Linked DNA regions of Homo sapiens: region 1 is linked to region 2. A link is a loop called in an ENCODE intact Hi-C map of the cell type or tissue named here. Cell type or tissue: ascending aorta. All regions are shown on one strand. Each heading gives the region's core, and the rest is flanking DNA. Links, peaks and the distances in the headings are about the cores only. Region 1 has its middle 23 kb from the start of LINC02998. Region 2 has its middle 89 kb from the start of LINC02998.

The links. Peaks named below come from ENCODE experiments on the same cell type or tissue, not always from the same donor. Only the 100,000 strongest peaks of a DNase experiment are listed, where the experiment ranks them.
Region 1: it touches region 2 in a loop (2.4-fold over the local background); 9 of 110 quality-filtered maps call a loop at or near these places.

What each region holds. Positions count from the first base shown.
Region 1 is chr5:54,766,049-54,768,972 of GRCh38, reverse strand. No RefSeq gene overlaps it. Among named protein-coding and RNA genes, the nearest start is that of LINC02998, 23 kb to the right of the region's middle. In ascending aorta, for the core only: no CTCF peak of the experiment used is centred there; no DNase peak of the experiment used is centred there.
Region 2 is chr5:54,831,641-54,834,564 of GRCh38, reverse strand. It overlaps the pseudogene CSPG4BP. Among named protein-coding and RNA genes, the nearest start is that of LINC02998, 89 kb to the right of the region's middle. In ascending aorta, for the core only: no CTCF peak of the experiment used is centred there; a DNase peak (open chromatin) is centred at 1,546.

The DNA of each region.
Region 1 (2,924 bases), core at 284-2,783, 66 kb after region 2:
TCTGCCTCCAGAATCTGAAGTGGCCTATTAGGTGCTGTACTTCCTTCTTCATGGTTGGAGGTGCAGGAAGCAATAATTTTTCATTTACTTGGGAGGGGATGTCCCAGCTTGCCTCAGACTAATGGGCACCTAAAATTTTTACTGGTGATGTGACACTTCTTGAGTCTTCGAAGTGTTTAGCTCACATTTTCTGTGGTGCATGTGTCTTAAAGGCCTCCAATCAACTAGCAACTTTGTGTTCATCTGATCTGATTAACATGATGTCATCAAAAGAGTAGAACAATGTGAGCTTCTGTGGGATGTCCAGGTCTCTTCAGACTATATTTTAACAGAGAATAGAAGAGTTCATATAGACCTTGGGCAAAACAATGAACAGATACCATTGCACATTTCAAATGAATGTAAAACATCTAATCTTCTTTCCTGGTAGAAATAGAAAAGAATGCATCTGCCAGCTTCATGGCCCCACAACATGAGACTGAGGCCATGTTAATCTGCTCTCACTGTCACAGCAGCTGCAAGTGGGGCTACCCCTTGGCTGAGTTTACAACAATCCACTATCGATATTCTCCTGTGTCTGTCTGGTTTCTGCAAGGTGCAGATCAGTGTATTAAATGGAGATATGATGACCACCACCTCTTCCAGGATGAATATAAAGGTGACTGGGGGAGACTGTACTGATTTGGGAAGTCTCTTCGATAATACAGGACTAAGTAGCCTGGAGAGGGCCCCAGGAGATCGTGTAAGCTAGGATGGTAGAGGAAATAGTCTAGCCAAATGAGGTGCAAAGACCAGAAATTGTCATAGCACACAGTGGAAGGGAAATTAAAACATCTAGAGAAAGCAGCATGGTAGAGTAGCTATGCTATGTAAAGCTGGAAAGCCCAATTATATTATAACTTAACCCTATTTATTGGTGTAGTAGCAAGGAGGAGAGTAGCACAGATTCTGAGGCAAGGAGGGTGTATGTTGTCTTATGGGAGAAGGACCTCTGCATCTTCTTCAAGTAAGGTTGGCATGTTATCCCTTAGTAGGGAGGGATGGGCCACTTTTGCAGGCTCAGAAGGTTAAGAGAAATCTGGGAAGTAAATATTTTGGGGGGAATCAATCTAGGTTTCCCTGTCTCATGTGTCCAAGTCCCATTCTTTCCCAACCAGGGCCAGAACCTTGGAATAGTCCACTGCCATAGTTGGGAGTTTAACCTTCCCTTGAACTCAAATACTATGTCAAATAATTCTTGGGTCTACTTCTCAGCTTCCTCAGCCCTCCCGTTGTAGGAGATGATACCTCTGTGTATGCTACCAAGAAAAGTCTCTCTGGCCTTCACTCCTAGCTTATAATTGCCAGTTAATCACTCTGAGCTTCTTATCTTTTTCCAGATCATCAGTTGAACTTACTGAGAGTCAGCTCCATTGTCCTTATAGTTTCCCTCATACTTCTCAAACACCTGATATGTTGCACCACCTAATGAATTCCCTTCCACCACTGTATCAATCATTGGTTGAAAATTTGAACAATTGCATTGCTACCTAGTGCCAGGGCTTTCTGTTGCTGACCTACCGCTAGCAATGAGGTCCTCTTTGCCAGGTGTGTTTGTTAGATGATTTGGTTCCAAAATCCCATCTCAGTGTTTGCTTTCTCAAACCACTCCTGGTACCAACTGTCACAATTTGGGCTCCCTAGGAAGCATACTCTGGAATGGAAATTGCTGTGCAGAAAATGTCTTAGGGAATGCACCTTGAGATCAACATTTGTGAAAAGAATGGAAATAAGATTGGGTAGAGGAAGAAGTTAGCTGTGATATACTCTGAATGGAGGACTTAGCTAATTCTAAAACTGGAATGACTTTTCAGAGTTGTTCTGAATTGAGGGAAAGGGGCTGGCCTTTATAACTTTAAGCTGATCAGTCACTGATTATGGACTATCTGATGAAGGAGGTGTAACCTTGGACAAGGCTGCTGTAATCAGTTACAGCAGTGTAACTTATTGCAGGAGGCTGACCCTGGGGCATTGCCTGCAGCGCTCCCAGTGGCTGGGAGAGTAAGTCCTGTATTCCTGAAGACTAAGTGATACATGACAATGTCTATCATGCAATCTTAAAACCTTATTACAAATCAGAGCACTTTAACCCACCTTGAGAAAACAGCCTATTTCAAGCTAAAAATGATTATGCAAGTCATCAACAAAAGTATTGAATAAGACAAAGATCTCTCTGTTCCTACTCCCACCTATCCCTTGTCTAGTACTATTACTCAGTGCATTTTTGTTGACTAGCAAATAAAGTACTTTAAGGAAATGCCCAAATTCTAGCCCTAACGTTACAGATGGAGGAGCTTTCAATGAAGAAAAAAATGCCTCCTTCTGCTCTTTGATTAATTGGAATAGCCTTTGAATGCCTACTCTATGTTAGAAATTGTTTTATTTATTATTACTTTATGTATTGAAACTATGGCAAATGGAATTTATTATTTCTATCTTAAATATACTAAAATATATTGAAATGTACCAAGTAATGGGTTGTGTTTATGTTTCAGTTAATTATAACATGTGATTTTATTTATGTAGATGCTAACTTAATATTTCAGGTTGTTGCTACCTGAATAGAATGACACTAAATTATGTAATTTTTAAAAGTCTAGAAAAATGATGATGATACACATTTACCTAGAAAGTGTGTGAATGCCTAGCCACAATGTCCATCCCTTGGAGTTTTCCAATTCTGTAAAAGGAATGCATTACTTCTTGTCCCAGGGATATGTGGGGCTGGAAGCTAACATCCTTTTCCCAGAGGCTTAACTTATGTGCAAAAGTGACTTTCGTCAGACCTGCTATACAGAAGGGTCCAAAAGTGGACCAAAAATCTGTATGGAGCCATCTGAGCTCTACCATGTATTTGCTGTGGGATCATGGCCATATTACTTGAA
Region 2 (2,924 bases), core at 299-2,798:
CTGGGCTGACTTGCCCAGGCACTCTTACCTTCACCCCCAAGGAGACCCAGGACCGAGTGTCCATCCCAAAGTTCTCAGACACTATAAATGGAGCCTCCAAATTGAAGGCTTAGGACAATCCTTGCAAGTTTGGAAATCTTGCAGATACAATGCTGGTGTCTCCTTGGACTTAGCCAGTGCCTAGTGTAGTTTGAGTACTATGGTTGATGGCCCTTGCTCTCTAAGACTACAATGGCTGAGCAAGGAAAGCAAAACAGGATGTCATTCAGGAAGCTTAGTTATTGTTAGATAGTTAACTCAACTTCATAAACAATTTATAAAGTGCCTTTTCAGAGGGCTATCCTGCGAAGGCCTAATGCTAAAACCTTTAGCAAAGGCTCAAACAAACGAGATGAGAGAAGATTCTGGGCTGGAAGAACCACGTGAGTCAATTTCAGACCTGCCATCCTGTAAGGTTAGAGATGTTCCCCAAATCATTGCAAAGTAAAGGGATATGTACTCCAACTCTGTGCTCCTCTAAATGTGGTCCACGGGCCTTCCAGTCTGTGAACCAATAAGAACCGAAAGCAACAGGAAGTGTTTAGAAATTTGTATAGCAAGTTGATGTTGCTGTAACATTTTTATTGTATTTTATAAAATTATTTGTCCATGGTGAATTAGGTAACACTGATCCTTTACCACAGAGCATTTGAACGTTCCCAAGCCTCTCTGGCTCTAACTTGAGTGTCCCCAAGTCTCTCTGGCCTTTGGTTACTAATGAGGTCACAGCACACAAAGCCATGTGTCACTGGTTCTTCCCCCCATGGCATTCACATGTGCCCTTCCCTCCCCACAATGTCCATGCATTTGTCAGGGTCCCCAGGAGATGTCTCACGTTTGTTCAAGAGCCACCGTCTGCCCCTAGATATCAGCAGATGGGCACTCCATTGAGCACCTACAGCTGCCATCAGGCCAGGACCCCTCTACCCATCCTCCAAGGGGAGAGTGCTATCTCCTGTGTTCTCGGCACTACACAGTTTGCTTTCCCTTTCATGTACTGGGAGCTGAGCCTGGGGCCACATAGCCAGGCATTGCCTTCTTTCTCTAGGGATCAGACACCTAGGCCTGGGCTGGGGGTAATAAGCCTGTTTCATCTGGGGCCCTAGTAGCAAATTATGTCCACAGATAGATGCCTCAGGGATCACTAGAATCTTATAGCCCAGTTTCAAGTTAGAGCTAGCCAGTGCCCCCTATTACAACCAAGTTATAACCAAGTGTTTTCCAGAGAGTTTTCAGGGATCTATACAGATTATTTTGTTAACTGGCAGCTTTTCTGTGCTTTATACTCATATACATGTTTTAATCTTCACTTAGGTTCTGTGAAGCCCCTTTCATCTCATGACCTGAAAGCTGTGACCAATGATGTGGACAGTGCGGGAAACAGAACTATAACTTTTCCAGTGGTAAGTTCCCCTAGACTCAGGAGGTTGGTGAGACTGAACTCTGACAGCAGCACAGAGGAAGTTTCTGTTTTTACCCAATATCTGGTGAGTCCTGACGTCTGTGCTGCTGAGCCGGGCTGAGCATCTCTGCGAGGCGGGCCTCTCATTTGTCTGCATCCTGTTAAACCAAGCAGGTGTGACCCTTTGCCCAGGCAATTACTCATTTCAGCTGTGCAGGTTTTAAAACTGGACAATCTGTAGGGAGCATACAAGACATAATGGTTAGAAAACACCGAGAAAATTTAAACTGTGTATTTAATAAATAAAAAGGGATCCCTTTATCACTGAAGAGTGACTTAAAATCCAAAGCATAGTTGCAGGAATAAGTCCTGCAGGATATAAGTGTTTGCGTTTATATTTAATATGTAATATCATATACATTATTTAATATATTATAAGTGTGTCTTTATAAATATGTGTGTGTATAATCTGTACTTGAAGCCATTTGTTTTAAACTTCACTGGTGCTTACCACTACTACCACCACATACTTTCTTATTTAACTGGCTAAGCCTTCAAACTTTTTTTTTTTTTGCATTCTAGCCAGGAATCTGACTGACCAGACATGTTTACTTACATGTGATTTTATTTTCTAAAAATCTATGTTTCCAAATAGTCTTCTTGAATACAACTCTTTCACTTGTTTGCCATTCAACTTTCTTTTTCCATTCTGAAACAGTATATACATGCATCTGAGAGCTGATTTGGCTATAGCTTTACACAACTAAGGAATAAAAAAATCCAAAGTTAAGCTTAGAGGAAATAGCAAGTGTAAACCATATGTCTGCCATTAACCTTTGAGCCATTTCTCTCCAGTATGATGTGGCAAAGTTGAATGTGGCTTTTGCTTTGCAATTGCCTTTGTCTGGGATGCATTTAAGAGAACTGGTCATGACTAGTTAAAGCTCTGAATGTGATGCCGAAAAGGGAGGTATGAATTCTCTAGCTCACAGATGCACCCAGAAGAGGAAAAAAAGGATTAGAATTAAAACTCCATTGTTCGGGGGAGCTGAAATGTTCCCAAGGACATCAAAACATGTCCAGGGTCAGTTTGCATTTAGAATACTGACAAAATTTCTATATACAGTCATATAAAGATTTCTTTATACAGTCATATAAAGAAGCTTTGGCTGTAGCCCTAGTTTTTTTTTAATTGAATACAATCATTGCAAGCATTATTTTCAAATACTTTTGCAAATATATGATATTTTAGATCAATATGATCCAAACAGTGGACACAGTAGCCAGGATCCTCTAGATTATGCTGCAGTGACAAACAAATCTCAGCAGCCTACAATAACAAAAATGTATCTCGCTTATGTCATCCATTCGTGTGGGCTGGCTACGGGTCTGCTCTACATGTCATCCTTATTCCAGCATCTGAGTTGAAGGAGCAGCCCTTCTCTTGGGCATTGCTGTCCTTGCAGCAGGGGGGAAAAAGTGA